6 separate regions of the Homo sapiens genome follow, and regions 1, 2, 3, 4 and 6 are each linked to region 5. The links are chromatin contacts, found by Hi-C or POLR2A ChIA-PET in ENCODE. All regions are on one chromosome and are shown on one strand. The core of a region is the stretch at or near the end of the contact, and the rest is flanking DNA. Distances in the headings are between cores, read along the strand shown. Region 1 holds the start of HAPSTR1 (HUWE1 associated protein modifying stress responses). Region 2 holds the start of METTL22 (methyltransferase 22, Kin17 lysine). Region 3 holds the start of USP7-AS1 (USP7 antisense RNA 1). Region 4 holds the start of TMEM186 (transmembrane protein 186). Region 5 holds the start of CPPED1 (calcineurin like phosphoesterase domain containing 1). Region 6 holds the start of ABAT (4-aminobutyrate aminotransferase).

Region 1 (3,505 bases), core at 898-3,397, 3.7 Mb after region 5:
CACCGTTACCAAGAATGCACAAATGGGCAAGAACGTTTACTTACACATCTTCATGTCATCACAAAGGGAGGGGGATTAACTCCAGAAAGGAACCACCATAAAACAAACCTATGGACTCAAAACTCTCAACAGAATTCCTGCCAGCAACTTATAATCAAATATAGGATCCTTTTAACAGAAAACACTTGATCAAATTGCTAGAGAAGAGCAGCACGTTAACATGCGCGCAGATGACTCCGATTAGCAAGCTTTCAAGCACTTCAAAACTATATAGACTGCCACGCTTTCAAATGCCTAACTCAAGAATCTTTTCCATAAAGTTCGTCCCACTTCCGACTGTAGTACAAAAAACATCAACTCTTATCTTCCCTCAATGTCTTTTCCAGAGGGAGGCAAGGCTCAGCCGTCTTCCAGCTCAACGCTTCTCAACCTGAGCACTACTGACTTTAGGGGCATGATAATTCTTCGCTGAGAGGGGGCCGGGGCGGTTATCTTGGGCACTGCAGGACCTTCAGCAGCCTCTATACACTGGGTGCCCAACAACAGCCCCTTCTAGGAGAAGCCAACCAAAAACGTCCCCAGGCGTTGCCATCTGTCCCGGGGGGCGGAGGGAGGTGTCAAAATCGCCTCCGGTGGATCTAGCTAGAGCACCGCCGCGATTCTCAAGTTGCAAGGTATTCAAGGTTAGCAGCTGGGCTGGGGAGCAGAAAACACACTTGGAACGCAGGGCAGACACCCTGACGCAGGCGGCCCTTCCCTGAATCGGCAATGCAGCAAGGTTATCTTTACCTTTGTAGAGATTGGTGACGGCGGTGGCTGCGTTTTGGAAGGGGACCCAGAGAGAAAGTCCTGGCTGCTGACACACTCGGTCTGAAAAGCAAGCCAAAAAAAAAAAAAACCAAAAAGAAAAAAGAAACACACATAGAAAGAGAAAGAAAGAGAACAAGAATGTTATTTGCGCGTCAATCACTCCGGAACGGCCATATTAGGTTTCGCCATTTTGTTCAGGGGTTTCGGGATCCCAAACCCAGTGTGAGGACCGGGGGGGCAGGGAGGTCGCGGCGGGGAAAAGGGGATGCCGCAGAGCTCAGGGGCACAGATCAGGGACGAGCCGCGGCGCAGGGAAGCGCCCCCCCTGGCAGTCCCCGCCCCGAGGCCGGCTCAGGGCACAATGGGGCCGCCCCGCCGTCTCCCTTCGCCATTTTGTGACGGGGGCTCCTCCTCTCCCGTCTCCGGGCCGAGGGGGACACCGGGTGGCCGGGCCCGGAGAGCGGGGACCCTCGGACCACCCCAAAGCGGGGCTACCCCCACGCCGGCTCTGGCCTGTCCCCCCAACCCCGGGCCTCCCTCCCGCGGCGCCATCTTGCGGGGAGGGGGCGGCAGGGCCGCGGAGCCACCGGCCGGGATCCCCGAGGCCGCCGCCGTCGCGGCCCCCCGAAGCGGCCGCTGAGCCGATAGGGCCGGGGCCGGGCCCGGGCGGGGGCGGCCAAGCGGTACCAAGATGGCGGCGGCGGCCTCACCTTTGTAGAGCTGGGCCACGGCGGTGGCCGAGTTCTGGAAGAGGTGCCACAGCTTCTGCTGCTTGTGCTCGGGCTGCGCGGCGGCCGCCGCCTCCTCCTGCAGCTCGGGGGGCAGCTGCTCGTCCTGTTCGGCCTCGGCCAGGCACTGCCGCTCCCACTTGGAGAACCAGTGCTCGGGCCCGTGCTCCTGGATCTCGGCCTCGCCCTCCTCCTTCCGCTCCTCCATCCTCCGCGGCCTCCCGCGGCCTCGCCGCCACCGCCGCCGCGTCCTCCTCAGGCGGGGCCCCCGCGGGAGCGTCGTCGTCAAGCGGCCCGGCGGCAGGGCCTGGCGACCGACGGCGCCTTCTCCTTTCAGCGGCCCAGGCCTCCTGCACCCCGACGGCCGGCGAGCCCCGCCCCGCGGCCCCGTGCAACCAGGGACGACCCCCGCCCCAGGCCTTCCCACCCCCGGGCCCGGCCGAAGGTCGCCGCGGACCAGATAACCGCTGCCGCCCCTCGCCTCGGCCGCCGCAGCCTGTCTAACGCCCCCCCATGGCGCTGCGGCCTCCCCACTGCCGCCGCCGCCGCTGATCGCCGAGCCCTCCGCGCAGCTCGGCCTGCACCGCGGAGCCCACCCCAAGACTGAGCAACGTCGTCGTCGTCGCCACCGCCGAGGACGGCTCTGCGGCTGCTGGTCCCCGCCCTACCCCGCCCACATGCTGACAGGAGAAGCACCGCCCACTGGGCCCAAGCTACCCTGCCCGGTTGAGGCGTGGCCGCTCCAAGGGCCCCTATTAGTCGGATCCGGCCGGTTCCGCGTGGCGGCTTCTGAGCACAGCGTCGTGATTGGTTCTTCGGCCTGTCTGCCTGACGTAACCAATTGGCTGGGGGAAGGGAGTGAATGTCAGGAAGGATGAAGGAGGAGGAGGGGGAGGAGCTGACAGTGGTTGCGTCCGAGCCAAGGGGGCGGGTGGGGGGTGGAGGGGAAGAGCTAGAAGGGATGCGCATGCGCACTTGCTCGCTGCTCCCCCCCCCGCTCAGGGGCGTTGAGTGGGGATCACGTGACGAGGCCCAGCGACCGCACCCCGCGGGAGCTTTTCCGGCGTGTACAGGCCCTGGGGGGATGCAAAGTCGAGTGCGGCTCCTGTGCCGCGGGCACTGAGAGGTATAGTGGGTGGTAGCGTGCTTACTCCAGCCCCTGGGGCTCCCAAAGGGAGGAGGGTAGTAGAGAAAGTGAATAAAACGCCCAACTCGTGTCCAAGTTTGCAAAGCGCTTTCCTATTCTTTTGAGTACTCCCCCTTTTTTTTTTTTTTTTTTGAGACGGGGTCTTGCTACGTTGTCGAGGTCTAGACTGCTGGCCTCAGGCGATCTTCCAGCCTCCCAGGGCGCTGGGATTACAGGCTTGAGCCACCGCGCCCGGCCCAGAGTCCCATTTCTTAGACGGGCAAATCGACCATCACAGCCAAAGAAAAACTTCCGAGTTGCGAAGTCGGCTCAGTTGCCCCTGCGCCCTGGCGTCCCCCGAGGACGTCGCGCCTTCCGGGTGGACAGGACCTCGGCGGCCGCCCGCGGAGCCAAGGATAACCCGACGGCCGACGGTGCCCGGTGCCCGCACGCGTGCGTCTGCGCCTTTGCGCGCGCGGCGGCCCCCGCACCTGTCCCGAAAAGCACACTCCCAGGCCACGTGCATGCCCCGCGTCACGTACCGGCCCCTGCCTTCCCCGGCCCGAACCCGCGTGGCGGTGCCGAGCGCTGCGCCCGCCCCTACTCCCCCCGCAGTGCGCGATAGCTGGACGCCCCTGCGGCTGCGCGCCCCCCTCCCCTGTCGGGGCTTTCTCCAGGGTCTGAGGCCCCGGAGAAGGCAGCAACGCAGACAGGCGGTGACCGCACAGAGGCAAAACCCACCATCCCCACCTACATGCCCACGGGAGGCACCATCCGGCCTGGAGCGGCGGAGGGCGCCGGCCAGAGGCAGCGTCGCCCGCAGCCTGCGATAGTGCGCTTG
Region 2 (3,419 bases), core at 287-2,786, 4.2 Mb after region 5:
GCTCAAGTGATCCTACCTCAGAGTCCCGAGTAACTGGGACTACAGGCATGCACCACAATGTCCACCTAATTTTTGTATTTTTAGTAAAGATGGGGTTTTGCCATGTTGGCCAGGCTAGTCTTGAACTCCTGACCAAGGTAGATCCATCTACCTTGGCCTCCCAAAGTGCTGGGATTATAGGTGTGAGCCACCAGGCATGGCCTATAGCGCAATTTTGTTGGAAAACTTACATCCCAGAAAAATCAATGTTCTTTGCTTTTTCCAAAAGTGAGCATAATATTACACACCAAATTTTAAGTATAGACACACACAAAAAAACTCAAATTCTTAATCTCTAGTTGAATTTTCCATTTTTAAATTCAACCCAACCAGGCTTCCCAAGAAATGTACGCTGCAATGTAAGTTCCAGATGAAGGAGATTCCCTTTAAGTGGCTTTCCCTAGAATCAGCTATCTGGGAATAAGGAGGCCCTCTTGAACCTATCTCAGGCCCTCATATACTCAGAGGAGTATATGAGACAATTACCACTTTTCGGGCTTACGACATATAGTAAACGTTCAATAAGCAACAATAGTAAATACTATCATTATAGTAATATAATAATGATTAAAGTGAATGCTGGGAAGAAAGAAAAAAGGTAACAGTTTCTCTAGTCAGGAAAAGTCTCTTTCCGGAAATGCAGGGTCTGTATGGGCTTCGGGCTCCTCTCTTTACTGGGCAGAGCTGAGAAAGGAGACCCAGGTTGCAGATGGGGACCTGCCCCACCACCTCTCCATAGGGCTGCAGGCTCATCCCTGCAGCAGGAGCTAACGTGTTCTTGGCTCTTCTAAGGCTGTGGGGGCTAGACTGAGACGCTACCAGCTTTCTTCTCCTATAGGTCCCCAGTCAGTTGTCCCAAATAAGCAGTGTGCTGGGATCACGGTGTTGAAATAACTTCCCTCCTCATCTTTCTTTCTGATAACTGCAACTCACTCAACAATCAATAATTTGGCGCGATCCCATGACGATTTAGGCCAGGAGCTGGGGAGGGCAGGGTGTGAAGGCCCAGGCTGGGGGCAGGAAAGACGTGGCCTGGCCACGGTGCGTAGAGTGGTAGTGAGGGGCTCCGGGGACGTCCCCCGTGGGGCTACTCGTTCTCTTTGTCTTGTCGCCTTCCTGACGCCACCCTTGTGGGTTAACTATTGCCCTCTCAAAAAACAGTCACAGGTCGGGCACTGCCCTCCCTTCCTAATCTAGAACCGAAGGAGAGGTGCCTGGACCCAGGATGGAAACCCAGGTGAGGACGTGGACTTCTTTCCCCAACACCCGTGTTGAGAAGGGGAAACTGACGCTAAGAGTGGGGTCGGGCCTTAGGGATCTGGGCCTCCGATCTGTGGGAGCTCGGATTTCAAAGTCAGGCTCGGCGCCAGGAGGTTCCCTGCACCCTACCCTATCCCGCCGCCTCTCCCAGGCACTTACCCGCCGCGGGGCCCAGCCTGGGATCCCACCCGACTCCCGTCTCTGTGGGACTTAGGCGGCCGCCATAACAGGCGGTCTGCGCAGGCGCGGCCCCGCCCCCGCGTGCGACCATCCGACTGCCCCGCACCGTGGCTCCACCTACCTGCCCGGGCCGCGCATGCGTCCGAGGGTTGCCGGCGGGCACCTGTAGCCTTCGCTCTGGTCGCGGGCGAGGCGTGTTTGCTGGGGGGACCCGCCTAGGTGGCTAAACTCATTCCTCTAAAAGACTTAAATAGGAGTTAAATAACTCTCCCAGCTACTAAGTGGTAAAGCCTGGATTCGAACCCGGGGTGTGGGATCAGAGCCGGTGCTATTTAACCAGCATGCTACTGTATTTATTATCACGGGTGTTACCGTCATCCATGCTCTTAGTACTCGTTTGTTTGTTTGTTTGTTTATTTGAGATGGTCTTGCTCTGTCACCCAGGCTGGAGTGCAGCGGCGCAATTTTAGCTCACTGCAGCCTTGAACTCCTGGGCTTAAGGAATCCTGTTTCAGCCTCTCTAGTAGCTGGGACTACAGTTGCGTGGCACCATTTTTTTTTTTTTTTGTACAGACTGTATCTTGTTGTGTTGCCCAGGCTGGTCTCAAACTCCTGGCTTCAAGCAGTCCTCCTGCTTCGGCCTCCTAAAGCTCATAAATTACAGGCATGAGCCACCACGCCCAGCCAGTACTTGTTATTATTAATAGGTGGTAGTGATTTCATTAGGTGGTAGTGATTTCGTTAATTCGTATGCTCATCAAGTTTCCAACACCAAGGGGGTGAGACAGAGTGGCAAACATAAGACTCCATGTTTGCTCGTTTTTTCTTGCCTGCAGAATTTCAGAAAGCCTCTGAGTCCGTGACTGAGCACAGCCCTCAGAAGAATCCCCTGAAGAGGATGAGCAGGATAGACCACAGATTCTCACGTCTCTTGCCTGAGTCACTGCATTTTTAGAAAAAGTACAGTCAATAATATTGGCCCTTTTCTCAATCTATATATTCAGTGACATCATGGAAGTCAGCCTGGCCACAATGGAGTAAGCCAGGGGATGGGCCGCAGGAAACGAGGATACATAGGTAGCCAGGGTTAGAACTTTTGTGACATTCTAAGAACTTTGGATTTTACTGTGCGTGAGATGGGGAGCTGCCAGGGATATACACCACACTGACGTGTTCACAGACATGCCCAGACACACACAGTGGTGCTCACTCTCAGACATGTCAGTGAACATACAAATATACACACAGGAACATATGTAAAGTCCACATATGTAAAATCTATATCCCTGTGTGTTCACATATACACACACGCACACACATGGCCTCAGCTGGCAACCTTTGTCTAAATTACTTTTTTTTCTCTTTTCAAAATAGAATTAAATCAACATCAATTTCATGGTTACTGATGATAAAACGTGGAGAGTTGATAGGGTGACTAAGCGACACAAATAAGAATTTTTTTTTTTTTTTTTTTTAAGAAACAGATTATGTTTCCTGAAATCCCCCAGGACAGTACACAGAGAGCCAGTTGGGTGTCTTGGGACCAGATTCTATTCATAGTTTTCTCTCTAGTTCGCTGAGGGTTCTCTTAGTTATCCCCAGAGGATGTTGAGTGGTGGGGAGGGCACTAGGAAGGCATTGTTCACACCCTTGGGAGTTTTGTCTTCAAATTTAAACCGGGGGAATGACCCTTAAAAATCAAAAGATCACATTCCTCCTCTTGTCAAACCTATAATCTTTTATAGGGGATTAGTGCCCCTACAAAAGAGGCCCCAAAGAGCTGCCTCACTTCTTCTGTCATGTGAGGACACGGCAAAAAGACAGCCATCTATGACCAAGAATTGGACACAGAATCTGCCAGTGCCTTGATTTTGGACTTTCCAGCCCCTAGAACCATGAGAAATGAATGTGTTTATCAGCCACCCCATGTATGGTATTCT
Region 3 (3,904 bases), core at 876-3,375, 3.8 Mb after region 5:
GTGGGCTTGTTTTATTTTTATATTATTATTTTATTATCACTATTAGTTGAGACAGGGTCTCATTCTGTTGCCCAGGCTGGAGTGCAGTGGCGCCATCTTTGATCACTGCAGCCTCAGTCAACCTCCCAAGCGAACCTCCAGCCTCAGCCTCCCAAGTAGCTGTCACTACAGGCAGGAGGCACAACACCCGGCTAATTAAAAATACATTTCAAAAATATAAAAACAAAACCCAAAACCTTTGTAGAGAGGGTGGTCTCTTACTCTTGGCCTCAAGTGATTCTCCCACCTCGGCCTCCCAAAGTGCTGGGATCACAGGTGTGAGCAGCTGCGCCCCGCCTGGGGTTGCTCTTGAGGAGCCAAACTTTGCCAGATTAGGCTGACAGTGAGAAAATAAATTCTTCCACGGTAGATACTGGGTGAAAAAGTGCACGTCAGCGGGCAAGGGTAAGTAACGACAATAACAGGAACTTCTAGGCGCTGACCCCAAGCTCCCTTCCGGGCCCTATCCCGAGCAGTCCCCGGGCAACCTCCAGCGCTCGCCCCGGCGCGCTAGGCTGGGACCTGAACCCCGGCTGCCGGGTGGCTTCTGGGCCCCTCCTCATTGCCGCTCCTGGGTCTTTCGGGGTGTCCGGCTCCCCAGGATGGGAAGGATTCCGGTTCACCTCCGCAGGGCTAAGTCACCGGGCGGCCCGCCTCGGCCCCCAGGGCCCGGGGGCAGGGAGCGCCGAGGGTCCGCCGCGGGGCTGCGGCGCAGGCGGTGCCGGGGCGCGGCGCTGCGGGGCAGGCGGGCCTCGGCGGCGGCGGCAGGCGGGTCGCTCCCTGCTCCGCCTCCCGTGCTCCGCCCTGCGCTCCCGCTCCGCCCTCCGGCTCGGCGCCCGCCCGCTTGCTCTCCTCGCTCGCTCGCTCGCTCCGCGGCCCCCCATGCGGATGTGACATTTCACGCCGCCGCCATTTTGAGAGCGAGCCGAGCCGAGCTGCCGGGCGCCGCGTCCGCTGCCGGAGCCCCGACGACGACGCCGAGGAGGCGGAGGCCGCGGCTCTCGGAACGCGGCCGGCCCGTCGCCCGCCCGCTCCGCCGCTCCCGCCGGCCCCAGGGCCCGCAGGCCCGCCGCGGCCGGCCAGGCCTCCCGTCCGCCGCGCCCGGCCCGAGGCGGGGCTGACTCCGCGGCCCCCGACCGGCCGCCCTCCGCCCCCGGCCGGCCCGCGGCCCCGCAGCCCCGGCCCCGGCCCCGGCGGCGGGAGGCGGGCCCCGCGGCGGCGGCGGCGGCGGCCGCAGCGAGCGACGAGGCCGCCCGGCCCGGCCCGCCGGCCGCCCGCCCGCCTCGGCGCCGAGATTGGGCGAATCGCGAGCAAGTACGTGCGCGTCTCCCTGCCGCCGCCGCCGCCCGCCGCGGGCCGCCCCGGGGCCGCCGTCGCCGACGACGCGCGGGAGGAGGAGGAGGAGGCCGCCCCGCCGCCGCCGCCGCCGCCGCCGCCCCGGCTCGCCGCCGCCCGCCCGCCGGGCTCGCAGCCCCGGCCCCCGGCCGCAGGCGAGGCCCAGGCCGCGGCCGACATGAACCACCAGCAGCAGCAGCAGCAGCAGAAAGCGGGCGAGCAGCAGTTGAGCGAGCCCGAGGACATGGAGATGGAAGGTGAGGCCCGAGGGCCGGCCGCGGCGGGGCCGGGGGGCGCCTTTCATTGTGGCCGGGGGAGCCGCGGGAGCCACGCGAGGGGCTCGCCATCTTTAACCAGGCCCCGGGCGGCCGCCGGGCCTCGGCCTGGCCTCCCGGCCCCGGCCTGCGAGGCTGCAAAGTCATGCCGGGTCCGCGGGCGAGGGGCGGCCGCCGGGACCCCGGCCCCGTGCATTGTCCCGACCTCGCGTCCGCCGGGCCTCCGCGGCACAAAGCGCCCTGAGTTGTAAATTCGAGCGCTCAGGCAGCGGAGGGACGGAGGTGTTTTCTCACCCAGGTTGGGAGGCGGACTCCGGGGACCGTCCCCGTTCTGGGGCGTCCGGTTGGATCTGGTGTGGCTGGGGAATTCCTGACCTCCCCGGGCGCGGGGCTCGCCCGCACCTGCTCCGGTGCGCTCCCCCGGAGGGCGCGCCGTGGCTCGGAAGCGCTCTTCCAAATCACTTTCTAACAGCACTGCCTAGCGTCGGGCTTACGTTCGAAAATACCTGCAAGGAACGCAGATGTTGTCAGGTTTTGGACTGGCCCAGAGTTCTGACCCGGGCGCTGTTGGTTTCCGAATCCACCTGTTTTTCGGGGAGTTTGTACTTGGCAGTGTGTGGTGCAGCCAGCATCCGGCCAGGTGTGCGCTTGCAACCGTGCGAAAGCCCTGCCGCACATGGCTGCCTGCATCAGAATCAAACCTGACTCGAAAGGTAACTCGGTTTTCTGCCGATGTGGCAGTAATTTTCCAAGGCACTGTAGTTTGAGGTATAGAGTCTTGGTTGTAAAGGTTGGATGTGAAGACGCTGTAAAGAGAAGGGTGTTGGATTTAGGGAGTTGGTCGTTGGAAGGCACTTTTTCTCACGACCCATTTCACTGAAACAAAGCAAAGTCCAAATGGTCTTTAAAAAGTTTTCTTACCTACGTGACGAGTTCAGGCTGTCGGGAGTCAAATGGAGGCCACCTGAATGAAAACGGCGTGGAATGCTTTAGTTTTGCTTTTAGCAAGGGATCTTGGGTTGCCTCAATGAATGAAGCTCCAGGGGAGCTCAGGAAAAGCAGTATTTGTCCTGTGCGGTGGCTCCAAGTGTGGGGCGCTGCACACCGGTTGGTGGGAACACTTAAGCGTGACTGGTGTTCACCTCTGAATAGAATAACTTACTTCCAGTAATTGGATAGTCACTGAAAAAATGGCTGGCCAGGTTGCAAATGACAAAGTGGCTGGGATTCTGCAGTAGGCACTCCCCAGTGGTATTTATCAATGGCAGTAATGGGGGACAGAAGAGCGGAGTCCACGCCAAGGACTGGGTTATCTGTTTCACTTGGCCCCAGCAAAGCAGCAACTAAGAGCGCCTGTTATGTGTGATTAAACCAAATAGCTGAAAAGAAGTACTTTACTGAGGGAATTTTGTGTATTCCTTTTGTGCTGTATTTTGCAGCCCATCTAAAACATAAAAGAGGGTTGCTTTTCAGTTTCCTTTTCAAATGGTACCCGGTCAAGACAAATATCCAATAACACGAGCATATGGATTTCCCATGACATTGTCCTACCGCTTTCCAGGTGTTTTTGGACACTAGTGAGAATTAATAAACAGACATTACTGCAGAGCATGTGTGTTACAGACCTGTATCTTTGGGAAAATGACCAGGTCCACAAATTTCAAGGTATTTGCCCCCCCCCCCCTTTTTTTTTTTTGAGACGGATTTTTGCTCTTGTTGCCCAGGCTGGAGTGCAGTGGCGCGATCTCGGGTCACTACAACCTCCGTCTCCCGGGTTCAAGCGATTTTCCTGCCTCAGCCTCCCAAGTAGCTGGGATTACAGCCATGTGCAACCACGCCTGGCTACTTTTGTATTTTTGTTAGAGACGGGGTTTCTCCATGTTGGTCAGGCTGGTCTCGAACTCCCGACCTCAGGTGATCTGCCCGCCTCGTCCTTCCAAACTGCTGAGATTACAGGTGTGAGCCATCGCGCCTGGCCGGTGTTTGCTTTTAAAAGACTAGAGGGTGTTGAATTTTTAGAAATTCATCAGTCTCCATGCACGTTTTCAAGGCTACTTTCTTTTCTCATAAAATGAAGCTTTATTTTCATATTACAGTTTGTATTAGAAAGGTAACCCCTAGGACAGTTAATCTGTAAATTTAGCAGAATCTCAAATTGGATGGCAGAGGTTTTAGTTACTAATGCTGATTCCTTAAACTTAAGAAACTCATTTCTTCTGACTGGGCCTCTGTTTCAATTTCATTATCCAGGAGGT
Region 4 (3,741 bases), core at 469-2,968, 4.0 Mb after region 5:
GTTTAAAACGGTAATAACAACTATCCTACCTGGGAAGAAAGATGGAGGAAGGTTGAGAGGGTTCAGTGATATGAAAAAGGGTGGCAATGTAAACCCTAGACCACTATGGCCCACAGACCACATTGGGCAGCTGTTTGTTTTTGTAATAAATAAATAAAATTTTATTGGTACACAGCCACTCTTATTTATATAGGGTTTATGGCTGGTTTTGCACTAAAGTTGAGTGGTTACTATAGACCACATAGTCAGCAAAGACAGAGAAGTATTTGCTATATGGCCCTTTACAAAAAATGAATTGGGGACCGGAGTTTTAGACCACTATGGGCTTTTAACAAACCCAAGTGTGTGATCACTGAATTTCAGAATCAGAAAAAGCCTTTGAAGAACTTGGGAGTTGAGCGTCATCACTAGGTAAATCAAACCTGTGGCTGAGAAGGGCAAAATGATACGTCTAAGGTCACACGCATTTGACCTGGACTTCTGGAGCACACCATTGTTACCACCAAGCGAAAACTATGAGGGGTGAGGGTAGAAGCTGAGGATAGTGAGACCATTGGGGTCCAGTCTCAAGTTGAAATGGCCAGTGTTCAGTGGCCAATTTCTGAAAAGGGGCCAGGAGAGCCTCACCTCAAGGCTGATCGTAACTGAAACTTATCTGTGCCTGTAGCAGCAAAATCTGAAAGTGGAAAGCAAGTTTCCAAGGGCCCAAAGAGGCTCTCAGCGGGCAGCCTGTAATAACCTAGGGCTCCTCCATCTCCCTAGTCCATTGCAGGGGCTGGAGATGGGTGTGGTGGAGGTGGCTACTATTTACTGAGGCCTAGTGTGTTGTGTCCAACATACTTTCAAGAACTTACACAATCTCATTTGATCCTCACAGACACCATATGGAACAGGTAACATCCCCATTTAAAGCTGTAGATGTTGAGGCTCAGAGAGGTTAATGACTCGCTGAAGGTCACACAGATGTCAAGAGGTGAAGATGAGACTCCACTAGGTCGGTTTGACCTGGAAACCTGTTTTTAATATCATGACTCACGGCACAGCCCATTGGTTACAGGATTGGGGCCGACACATAGCTGATAAGGGGGCCTGATCTTGGGTTGAAATCCTGGTCTATCAGTCCCGAGCACTAGCGGTGAGTCCAGATTACATTTTCCAACCTAGCACAAGTTTCCTGCTCTTAAGAGTTCTTCAGCCCCGTCTCATCTTTCCAAGCACCAGAGCTCTTCAAGAGCTGGTTAGGGCCTCCCTCTCATTCCTCCAGTGCACCCAGAATAGGGTTCAGCGCCGTGAGGACGTAGGCGGTCCTTAGCCACCCCTTGGCGCCTACCCTGGGTGGTCGATAGCCCCAACTGGGAACAGCACGGGCTCCGCGTCGGCTGCCAGCAGCCCGCCGGCCGCCACTTACCTGCCGCGGGGCGGTGAGGGTCCCATCCACGTCGAAGAGGCAGAGCGCTGGGCCAGGCGCTGCCATGTCCCCAGTTTCTAGCCGCACCTTACAAGACACGTTGGCACGAGGAACTCGGCCCGGAACTTCCGGGTTCGGCCGCTGAGTCGCAGGGCACGTCGGGAAGAGGAGGGGACTCCGTTCCCATAACGCCTGGGAGTAGCGGCAGCCACGATTCCTGGACCGCAACTCCCAGGGTGCAACGCAGATCACGCCCGCCTTGTACATTCGAGCATGCGCTCTTAGGGGTTCCGGGGGCCGGTGGGATTTACTTCCGGCAGCAGGTGGTGGGGCCATGGTAAGGAGGCGGGTGGCGAGCCTTGAGGGGGTGATGCTCTTTGGGGTCGGGGTCAGGGCTGGGGCGGGCAGGCCCGACGCTCGGGTTTCGGACTCCGAGGATCCGTGGGAGGAAGCTCTGGCGTGTGTTACAGTTCGCTTTTCCCGGGCTTTCTCTTGCCCTCCTTGGGTCACATGCGCACAGTAGTAGTAGCTAAAACTCGCCGAGCTCTCACAGTGCATTAGGTACTAAGTTGAGGACTCTGAAACCATCCTCTGGTTCACTGTGTTCTGAGTCCCCATTTTGAAAGGCGAAGAAACCGAATCTCAGGGGTGTGGAGTAATTTGCTCACAAATTACTGTTGGAGCCAGAATTGGAATAAGAGCTTTTACTGCTTCACTACCCACCTAGTAATACCCTTGTGCTACGTGTTGGGGCCTCCCTGCCTCGCTCCTTCTCCTTCTCCGCTGTTTCCCCTTCCCCAGACTAGGCTAAGAGAAAGCAGCAGTTCCCTCCAGCACCCAAGATAGCATATGAATCAAACAGAGAATTAGAAAGTTTATTGGAATAAATATCTCACAGATTTGTTGCTCGAGTTCCCCACTAAGACACTGATTATTTAGTTTCCTGCTTGGGGAAATGTTCACACCCCCTTGTGGATACATTGTCCAGCCCAGAGTTTGTCCTCCCTGGATATGTTTTGAATTAATGACGGCCGCACCTCCTTTCCTGTATTTATTTGGAATTGCCTGGTGGAAGGAGGACTCTGCTGCACTCACTGACTGTGTGATCTTTGGTAAATATCTTACCCTCTCTGGGCTTAGTTTCCCTAGTGGTAAAGTGGAAATAGTGATAACTATCTTAGATAGCTGTTGTGATGCCCACATGAGATAGCATCTGGCTTTACCCTTCCCTCGTCTGGCAATAACGGTTACCTTGCAGGATTGGCAGAAGCCTTAGAGTATGGTGCTTTGCAGATGTTCACCGTGTGATTAATGTGGTTGAGTTCCATGAGAGAAATGGTCTACTGTCTCCCTTTCAGGCTGCCCTTCTCCGAGCTGTGCGTAGGTTTCGGGGAAAAGCTGTGTGGGAAAGGCCTCTCCATGGGCTGTGGTGCTGCAGTGGGCAGGAGGATCCTAAGAGGTGGGTGGGCAGCAGTTCACCCATCTCGAAGGAGAAACTACCAAACGCAGAGACTGAGAAATTCTGGATGTTTTACCGTTTTGATGCCATCAGAACCTTCGGGTTCCTGTCACGACTGAAGTTGGCACAGACTGCCCTGACAGTGGTAGCTTTGCCACCAGGCTATTACTTGTACTCCCAGGGCCTCCTCACTCTCAACACCGTGTGCCTCATGAGTGGGATATCGGGCTTTGCCCTGACCATGCTGTGCTGGATGAGCTATTTCTTACGGAGACTGGTTGGTATCCTGTATCTGAATGAGTCTGGCACCATGCTGCGGGTGGCCCATCTGAACTTCTGGGGCTGGCGGCAGGACACATACTGTCCCATGGCAGATGTGATTCCCCTGACAGAAACCAAGGACCGGCCTCAGGAGATGTTTGTGCGTATCCAGCGGTACAGTGGGAAACAGACCTTCTACGTCACCCTGCGCTATGGACGCATCCTGGACAGAGAGCGTTTCACACAGGTGTTTGGGGTACATCAGATGCTCAAGTGAACAACTGGGACCTGGACCTCTGGGTAACCCTGGGTCGCCTGGATTAACAGGAAGGCTGAGGGTGTGGGCAAGGCTGAAGAAAGGGGACTGGGTACTTGGAGACTTTGCCTGGGCCCCTGGGAACATGTGTTTTGTGGTGAATAAATTCACAAGGCAAGAGCTGGTGTACAGGTTTAGGAAAAAGGCTCTAAGCAAGTTCTTACAGCACTTGTTTGTGACATTCAGTCAGATAATGGCCAGAAGTTTTTGTTAAGAGCCAGTTCTTAGAAGAACCTATGCCAAGGTCACCCATAGAGTCCATTGGTGTGAAAGAGAAAGGCAAAGAGGTGTGGCGGG
Region 5 (3,756 bases), core at 1,173-3,672:
GCCTCCCAAAATGCTGGGATTATAGGCATGAGCCACGGTGCCCAGCTGGGAAGAGGCATTTTAAGCAGAAAGAACTGCATATGCAGAGAGGGAAATTAATTTGCATGTTTAATGAACTGAATGGCCAGTATGACTGCAAAGCTAGTGAATAAGAGGCAGGGTCTGTTTCTATAATTCATTCTCTCCTTCACATTTCTTTTAATTAAAAAAAATTTTTTAATAGAGATGAGTTCTCACTATGTTGCTCAGGCTGGTCTTGAACTCCTGGGCTCAAGTAATCCTCCTGCCTAAACCTCCCAAAATGCTGGGATTACAAGCATGAGCCATTGTGCTCAGCTTCCCCTTCACATTTTTTTTTTTTAAAGACACAGTCTCACTCTGTCGCTCAGGCTGGAGTGCAGCGGCGGGATCTCGGCTCACTGCAACCTCTGCCTCTCGGGTTCAAGTGATTCTCCTGCCTTAGCATCCCGAGTAGCTGGGACTACAGGCGTGCACCACCACACCCAGCTAATTTTTGTATTTTTAGTTGAGATGAGGTTTCACCATGTTGGCGAGGGTGGTCCCGATCTGTAGACCTCATGATCCGCCACCTCCACCTCCCAAAGTGCTGGCATTACAGGCCTGAACCATTGCGCCCGGCCTCCTTCACATTTCTTGGGACTCCTCCTCTGGGCCAGGCCATGTTCAGGGAATAGGGTTATAGTGATTGATTAATAATAACAATGGCTAATATTCATTGAGTACCTACCATTTGTTATTAGAACTATTATTCTAAGCACTTTGATACATGAACTCATTTAAGCCTTTCTGCAACCCTATGACCTAGATGCTACTATTGTTTCCATTTCACAGATAGGGAAACTGAGGCATAGAGAAACTATGCAATTTTCAAGAGCATACAACCAGTAAGTGGGTAGAACCGGGATTAATCCAAGCCCACTGACTCCAGGACTCATAGGCATTTATACTCTTAACCACTATGATTCATGGGTGACTCTTGTCAAGGATTAGAGAACAGTAGTTATGGCCATATTAGCTACTCAAACAGTGCTTTGGATGTAGGCAGCTAGTTTAGAAAAGAATTTCCCAAATTTGTAAGATCATAAGAGCTCCCCTGCAGTGCTTGTTAAAAACAGATCATTTTCAGGCCAGGCACTGTGGCTCATGCCTGTAATCCTAGCACTCTAGGAGGCCCGGGTGGGTGGATTGCTTGAGCTCAGGAGTTCCAGATCAGCCTGGGCAACATAGTCAAACTCGTCTCTACTAAAAATACAAAGTATTAGCCAGGCATGGTGGCGCACGCCAATAGTGCCAGCCACTTAGGAGGCTGAGGTGGGAGAATCACCTGAGCCCAGGAGATCGAGACTGCAGAGATTGTGCCACTGCACTCCAGCCTAGGCAACCAGAGTGAGACCCTGTCTCAAAACAACAACAACAACAACAAAACACAGATCATTTTCATAGAGATTTGGATTCAATAGGTCCATTCTGGAATTTGTATTTTCAACACGTTTGACAAATGCTGGCTAAGTAGTTCACTACAATGGCTCTTGAGTTGAAGAGACACTAATTTGGTTACTCGCAGCTTTACTACCTCTCTAGATGTGTGTCACCTTGTGCAAGTTCGTTCATCTCTCTGAGCGTCAGTTTCCCCAAATGACGGATGCAGCTAATAACAGCACCACCTCCTAGGGCTGTAGTGGGGATTAAGTGAGCAGCGTGCAAAGTGCTTAGCGCCCTGCCTGGTGCATAGCAAGCAAAGATAATAACAGAAAGATGGTGGCAGCCACTGGGAAGTTCAGGCTGAGACAGTCTTCCAAGACGTCCACCTTTTCATCTTTTTTTTTTTTTTTTTTGTATTGGCAAGGTCTCTCGCCGTGTTGCCCAGGCTGGTCTCCAACACCTGGACTCAAGCGATCCTCCCTCCTTGGCCTCCCAAAGAGCTGGGGTTACAGGCGTAAGCCACCCCAGTGGCTCCTTCTGACTTTATGATAGAGTTGTCAGATAAAAAAAAATCAGGACGCTTCCATTCAAACCTGCAAAAAGAGAAAAATTTAAAAAAATTAGGACGCCCAGTTCAATTGGAATTTCAGATAATGAAAAAAAAATTTAACGTAAGTAGCTCCCAAATACTGCATAGGACATATTTATACCAAGTCAGTCATTCTTTAAAAAAAAAAATCTGAAATTCCAATTTAACCGGGAGTCCTGCATTTTTACTTGTTAAATCTAGTAACTCTGCCTTTAGGGAAGGACTGACCCCAAAGCCTTATCCCCGCCCACGCGTGCCCTAGACAGTCTCCACTCGCCAGGCGCGCAGGTCGATCCCAGAGGGGCCGCTGGCGCCTCCGCTCCGCCCAGGCAGCACTAGTGGCGCCCCGAGCCACCGGGCCCCTCCCCGTCCCGCCCCAGTCCCGCCCCGAGATCAAAGGGCGTCGCCCAAAGCGGGACAGGTCCAGCGGTTGTTCTGTGTGAAGTCGCGCGGCTTCCACCCACGCAGTGTTCTAAGTGAAGGCCAGAAACTCGCTCGCCATGTCGGCTGCAGAGGCGGGGGGTGTTTTCCACAGAGCCAGGGGCAGGACCCTGGCCGCGTTTCCCGCAGGTACTGCCCGCCCCTCACCCGGGGAGGGGACTCTGGGGCTGCGGAACCTTCCGCCGGGGGAACCTTTTGTTCAGGTGTGCGCTCCGCCAGTCGGACACCATCCGGGGCTGCACCGGGGCCTGGGAGCCGCCATAGCTGCATCAAAGCCTGCTCTTAGGGATTCCAGGGGCGCAGTTGAGAGGCGAGGCCGAGAGAGCGATCTGGTCTAGGAGCCTCCTTGGCCTTGACCTAACTTCCCCCAGAGAAGGGAAGTAAGAGGAGGGTAGCAAAGCATAGTTAATGACAGCTTGGACTCTGCAGCGAGACCTGGTTTCCAAGCTGTGCATTAGCATCTTGGCCTCAGCTTCCACATCTGTGAAACGGGAATACTTGTGGGTGTTACTGGATAAGCGTTCGGTGCATGTTAGAGGGTGTCGGTTTTATTAAGGTTGTTCACCGTTATGTATTCTGTACTCCATAATGACGTTTATTTAAGTCATTCACCGAAATGGTAACACTGCCCCATCAGAGCAGTAGAGAGGGAGGGCATTCGAGAGTCGTAGTGAAGTGCTTGGATTTTGGATTTAGATTATCTGCTTTGCCTTAAAAATGGGTTTGATAATACCTGCCTCATAGGGTTGTTGGAAGCGTAAACAGATCAAAAGTATTTTTGTAACCCGGTGTTGGACGCATGCTAGGTGCTAAGTAAAGAGGGAGGTTTGTTTCTGGTTTGTTGATTCCCCTCTGTGGCTTTTTGCTGCCTGCAGCCAGATCGCCTCCCAGGCTCTCACCAGCTTTATACCCCCAGGGAAGTCACCCTAAATGCCCTATATGATCAGGCTTGTGTCCACTTCCTTCAGGGTTGTCATTCTCTCTCTTGCCCAGTTCTGCAACAGGTTTTGTTGTTGCCCTTGTTTGAACTGCATTTAAAAGGGCCAAGGCCGTTCTTTCCCTGAGGGTCTTGGCGCTTGCTGTTTTCTGCTTCTTTAGCAGGGTTGGTGAGCCTGGCTCTCTCAACCGTCACACCTCATTTTAAAGTTCATTCACTTCCTCAGAGACTTTACCTGCTACCTTATCTAAAGTAGGTTTCTCCGGTAATTCTATGGTAAAACCTTATTTATTCATTTAAGGCGGAGTCTTGCTTTATTGCCCAGGCTGGAGTGCAGTGGCACGAT
Region 6 (3,752 bases), core at 196-2,695, 4.1 Mb after region 5:
GCTCTTCCCACCCCCTCCCCACCCCCAGGTCACCAACATCCTGTCCCTTAGTCTAGCTTCATCAAAGCAGCAAAGCCAACACTGTCTCCTCCCCAGTGGATGGGCCCAGCAGCACCCATTTCTCTTGGCTGAGTGCCCAGGGAATTCCACCAGGCAATGTCCACAGGCGCTTGCGGGGGTGCACACTTTAGGGGGGAAATGCGGGCCCTCTTGGAAGAGGGCCAGCTGTCCTCCCAGACTGCAAGAGAGAATGCATTGAACACAGCCTTTGTGCGTGTGTTGGGGCAGGGAGCGGGGGAGAGGTGGCGGGTGGTCTCTGCTGGTCCTGCTGCCTCAGAGGCCATCTCTGTTGTCAGAGTTTGAAGACTCCTGGAAGGGCCTCTAGGCCCCAGATCCCAGTTTTAAGAGCTCCAGTCTTACTAAATCTCGCTGAACCCCCTCTAGTCTTACCTTGGCCAGGGTGGGTGAGGAAAGGTGAGAGGATGTGAAATAGGTGGGGCAGCCAGGTGTGGGAGTGGAGTTGGGGTGAGGTGGAGAAGGATGGGATTGGGAGCGGTGGGAGGATGGTGCAGGGGGTTACTAGGATGGGGTTTGTGTGAAAGGGCTTGGGTGGAGTGGAGGGAGGTGGATGACTTGGAGGGGTGGCCAGACCTTTGCCCTGCTCCTGAGTATGAAGGTCCCTCATTTTACATCTTTACTGGGGAGGAGAGGGGAAATCCCCAAAAGCCTTTAATGTGGTGGTGTCAGAGGCCACCCTGCCTCTCTGACGGGTAGGGAGGGGTCTCCGGCAGGGCTAAGGGTGAATCATCTATCTCTCCAGAGCCCAGTATCTGGGGTGGGAGGGTGACTTGCAGAGTCTCTGCTCCGGGATTTCCTTGTCTTATGATGGGGGGAGAGCTTCCATTTGTCATGGAGGGGGAGGTCACTGTAATTTATAAGCTGAGAAGACCCCCATTATTCCGAAAGAGAGGGGAGAAGGAAGACACCCAAACTTAGTTTTCTAAGGATGGGGAAGGGGCATCAGTCTCCCAAGAGGTGAGGGGGCTCTAGAGACCTGGAGACCACTTTTTGGGGCCGCATTCTATTTCAAGCGGTAAAAGGGAGAGGACTTCTGTCTAGAGCTGGAGCCAGGAGGAAGGGCCCATTTCTGAAGGAGAAAGGAAGGTATTTTGCTCTCTGGGGGGTGGGAGCCCCTGTCTTTTCGGGGGAGGGCCCCGCGTCTTGGGAAGATGAGGGCTCCGTTTCCAGGAGAAGATGCCCAGGTTTTGCTCCTGGGGGCAGGGCAGAAGGACCTCCTCTCGGCTCCCCTCGGAAGGGCCCGTCCCAAGCCACCCGGCGCCTCGCGCTCACCTCCAGGCCCCGTCTCCGATCTGCGGGATCCGATCCGCCGGGTTCCGACTTGCGGGATGCGCGCCCCGAGTTCCGGCAGCGCTGGGTGTCTGCTCGACTTCCCCCAGCGACTCGCCGGACTCCCTGGCTCCGCCGAGCGTCCCGGCCAATCAGCGCCGCCAGCCCCGGCCCTCGCTTTCGCCACAGCCAATGGGTGCGCCCGCCACGGGCCACCGCCCCCAGGAGGGAGGTGGCAGGCGGGGCGGGGGCAGAGTCCAGCCTCCGGGGGCGGGGGAGACGGGGGCTGGGGCGGGACCCACCAGAGGGACCGCGAGGGCTGGGAGGGAGTCCTGGGACTGGGGAGGAGACGGCTGAGGACCCCCGTCAAGTTGTGGGGACCCTGACCCTCTGGGGGGCAGCTCCATAGGTTGATTTAACCTGGATCTTAATGGGCCATTTACACCCTCAGGGCTGCAGGCGAGTGTAACTCCACCTCCACCCGCGTCTCGGATCCGGTCTCTGGAGCTCCAGAGTCGGAATCAGAAGGGGTTCCTTTGCGGAGAAGGGAAGGAGCATCCCGCCCTCCCCACCTCACTCCCCATCTCGGCGCTCAGGGCCCTGCCAGCCCTTCTTGCTCCCAGCTACTTTCCTCCGCCTGGCCCCAGCGCTCCGGAAGACAAACAGGGCGCTGGGAGTCAGAGGTGGTTCCTTCTGCATGACCTGGAGCAGGTCACTGCGCCTCCTGATCCTCAATTTCCTGAAATTGGGACAACAGAGATTGTACCTCCTTCGTGGGTATAAACGAGACCCTAGATATGATGAAGGTGCCTTTCTACCGTTGTATAAAATGCTGTGTGGAAGATAATTAATACTCAGGTGTGACGGATGGATAGCCCCCCCACAGCTTTCTAGAGGTATTTGGAAAGAGGATGCAATCTTTCAGTGACAAAATCAAAGACACAAAGAACTGCTCATCAAGACAACAGGCGATCACCAAGTCCTCATAATGAATGAATGGATGGATGGAGAGTACAGACCTTAAAGGCAGAGAAAGAGTTCAGCTTGGTTCTCCCCACTCACCCTGATCACTGATAACTTGGTCTGTGGAGTCTTGTAGAACCCTGAGGTCTCTCCTCCTGCTGTCCAGGAATCCAGGCTGCCCTATCTCTGATTACACAAGCGCTATAGTCCTTGCAATTAAAGAATTAAGATAAAGTAAACACATAGATAAATAGAAAGCTGCCAAACAAATCATTCACCTCCTAGTGTCACCTCTGGGGACCCTCCCCCCCAACACACACACACACACACACACACACACACACACACACACACAGAGCAGTAAATAAGAATAATTGAGGCCTGGCACAGTGGCTTACGCCTGTAATTCCAGCACTTTGGGAGGCCGAGGCAGGCAGATCACTTGATGCCCAGAGCTCGAGACCAGCCTGGCCATCATGGGGAAACCCCCTTTCTATTAAAAATACAAAAATTAGCCTGGCATGGTGGCACCTGCCTGTAATCCCAGCTACCTGGGAGGCTGAGACATGAGAATCGCTTGAATGGAGAGGCAGTGGTTGCACTGAGGTGAGATGGCACCACTGCACTCTAGCCTGGGTGATTGTCACCTTGCTTGAGGAACTTGATGAGGCCTGTGCTGAAAATCTAGCAATTTTTTCTTAAAACCAAAGCCATGAACATAATCCCCTTTACTACCCTTGACCTGCCCAAAGAAATACAACGGCCAATAAACATGGGAGATGACACTTTGAAAAGGAAAGGCAAGTTAAAACCAAAAGAGGGAAAGAGTTTACCTACCAAAATGACCTTGTTTTTATTATTATAATTACTATTCTTTGCAAAGACTTCAAGGAGTTTCATGTATTGATGATGGCAGTAGAAAGATCACAGCCTTTCTGGAGGGAAATTGGGTATTTCTATTTTAAAAATCTTAAAAGTAAGTTGACCCTTTGATCTAGCAATCCAATCCCTATGAACTTATCTGAAAACATTTAAAGGTACAAAGATTTAATGATAAAGTAGCTTACTACCATTTTGTTTATCACAGGGAAAAACTGGGAACAACTTGAATGCACAACAGCAGGGACTCAGAGGGAAATTGTTGCATGAAATTGAACAATAAACATAGGTATGAAATATTGAATGGGGCTGGGTGTGGTGACACGCCTGTAATTCCAGCACTTTGGGAAGCCAAGGCAAGAGGATCGCTTGAGCCAAGGAGTTCAAGACCAGCCTGGGTAACATAGTGAAACCCTGTCTCTACAAAAAATACAAAAATTATCCGGGCGATGTGGCGCATGCATGTAGTCCCAGCTACTCAGGAGACTGAGGCAGCCTTGAGCCTGGGAGGTTGAGGCTGCTGTGGGCCAAGATTACACCACTGTACTCCAGCTGGGTGACAG

The links. A loop is a pair of places that touch in the nucleus more often than their neighbours do. ChIA-PET counts read pairs that join two places held with the same protein, here RNA polymerase II (POLR2A). Pooled maps may share reads with other maps.
Region 1: a map of CD4-positive, alpha-beta memory T cell shows a loop between it and region 5 (18-fold over the local background). The contact joins the promoter of HAPSTR1 here to the promoter of CPPED1 in region 5. A Hi-C loop is called at or near these places in 1 of 168 maps with a recorded cell type or tissue (CD4-positive, alpha-beta memory T cell), 1 of 37 single-sample maps with no recorded cell type and 9 of 50 pooled maps.
Region 2: a map of CD4-positive, alpha-beta T cell shows a loop between it and region 5 (9-fold over the local background). The contact joins the promoter of METTL22 here to the promoter of CPPED1 in region 5. A Hi-C loop is called at or near these places in 2 of 168 maps with a recorded cell type or tissue (CD4-positive, alpha-beta T cell and naive thymus-derived CD4-positive, alpha-beta T cell) and 8 of 50 pooled maps.
Region 3: a map of CD8-positive, alpha-beta T cell shows a loop between it and region 5 (16-fold over the local background). The contact joins the promoter of USP7-AS1 here to the promoter of CPPED1 in region 5. A Hi-C loop is called at or near these places in 3 of 168 maps with a recorded cell type or tissue (CD4-positive, alpha-beta memory T cell, CD8-positive, alpha-beta T cell and naive thymus-derived CD4-positive, alpha-beta T cell) and 8 of 50 pooled maps.
Region 4: a loop to region 5 is called in a map of CD8-positive, alpha-beta T cell, with 12 times the contacts of the local background. The contact joins the promoter of TMEM186 here to the promoter of CPPED1 in region 5. A Hi-C loop is called at or near these places in 4 of 168 maps with a recorded cell type or tissue (CD4-positive, alpha-beta T cell, CD4-positive, alpha-beta memory T cell, CD8-positive, alpha-beta T cell and 1 more) and 8 of 50 pooled maps.
Region 6: a map of CD8-positive, alpha-beta T cell shows a loop between it and region 5 (15-fold over the local background). The contact joins the promoter of ABAT here to the promoter of CPPED1 in region 5. A Hi-C loop is called at or near these places in 1 of 168 maps with a recorded cell type or tissue (CD8-positive, alpha-beta T cell) and 5 of 50 pooled maps. POLR2A ChIA-PET finds 5 or more read pairs at or near these places in 1 of 52 experiments (PC-9).

The regions. Positions count from the first base shown.
Region 1 is chr16:9,090,286-9,093,790 of GRCh38, reverse strand. HAPSTR1 (HUWE1 associated protein modifying stress responses) reads right to left here and starts at 2,147. Exons shown (of 4, transcript NM_014117.3): 1 at 1,521-2,147; 2 at 790-870. The coding sequence starts at 1,746. RefSeq lists enhancers at 678-847, 3,117-3,505 and silencers at 998-1,497, 1,708-2,047, 2,218-2,287, 3,076-3,206.
Region 2 is chr16:8,619,815-8,623,233 of GRCh38, reverse strand. METTL22 (methyltransferase 22, Kin17 lysine) reads right to left here and starts at 1,536. Exons shown (of 11, transcript NM_024109.4): 1 at 1,459-1,536.
Region 3 is chr16:8,960,934-8,964,837 of GRCh38, reverse strand. USP7-AS1 (USP7 antisense RNA 1) reads right to left here and starts at 2,125. Exons shown (of 2, transcript NR_184341.1): 1 at 1,944-2,125. USP7 (ubiquitin specific peptidase 7) reads left to right here and starts at 932. Exons shown (of 31, transcript NM_003470.3): 1 at 932-1,631. The coding sequence starts at 1,553. RefSeq lists a silencer at 470-829 and an enhancer at 2,025-2,561.
Region 4 is chr16:8,795,616-8,799,356 of GRCh38, reverse strand. It overlaps TMEM186 (transmembrane protein 186), which reads left to right and starts at 1,718. Exons shown (of 2, transcript NM_015421.4): 1 at 1,718-1,745; 2 at 2,767-3,741. The coding sequence starts at 1,743. The coding sequence ends at 3,405. PMM2 (phosphomannomutase 2) reads right to left here and starts at 1,518. Exons shown (of 8, transcript NM_000303.3): 1 at 1,409-1,518. The coding sequence starts at 1,474. RefSeq lists enhancers at 735-1,429, 1,742-1,791, 1,430-2,124.
Region 5 is chr16:12,802,553-12,806,308 of GRCh38, reverse strand. CPPED1 (calcineurin like phosphoesterase domain containing 1) reads left to right here and starts at 2,422. Exons shown (of 4, transcript NM_018340.3): 1 at 2,422-2,602. The coding sequence starts at 2,533. RefSeq lists a silencer at 2,341-2,390 and an enhancer at 2,471-2,840.
Region 6 is chr16:8,672,310-8,676,061 of GRCh38, reverse strand. It overlaps ABAT (4-aminobutyrate aminotransferase), which reads right to left and starts at 1,445. Exons shown (of 16, transcript NM_020686.6): 1 at 1,351-1,445. RefSeq lists a silencer at 1,393-1,852 and enhancers at 1,447-1,946, 1,947-2,448.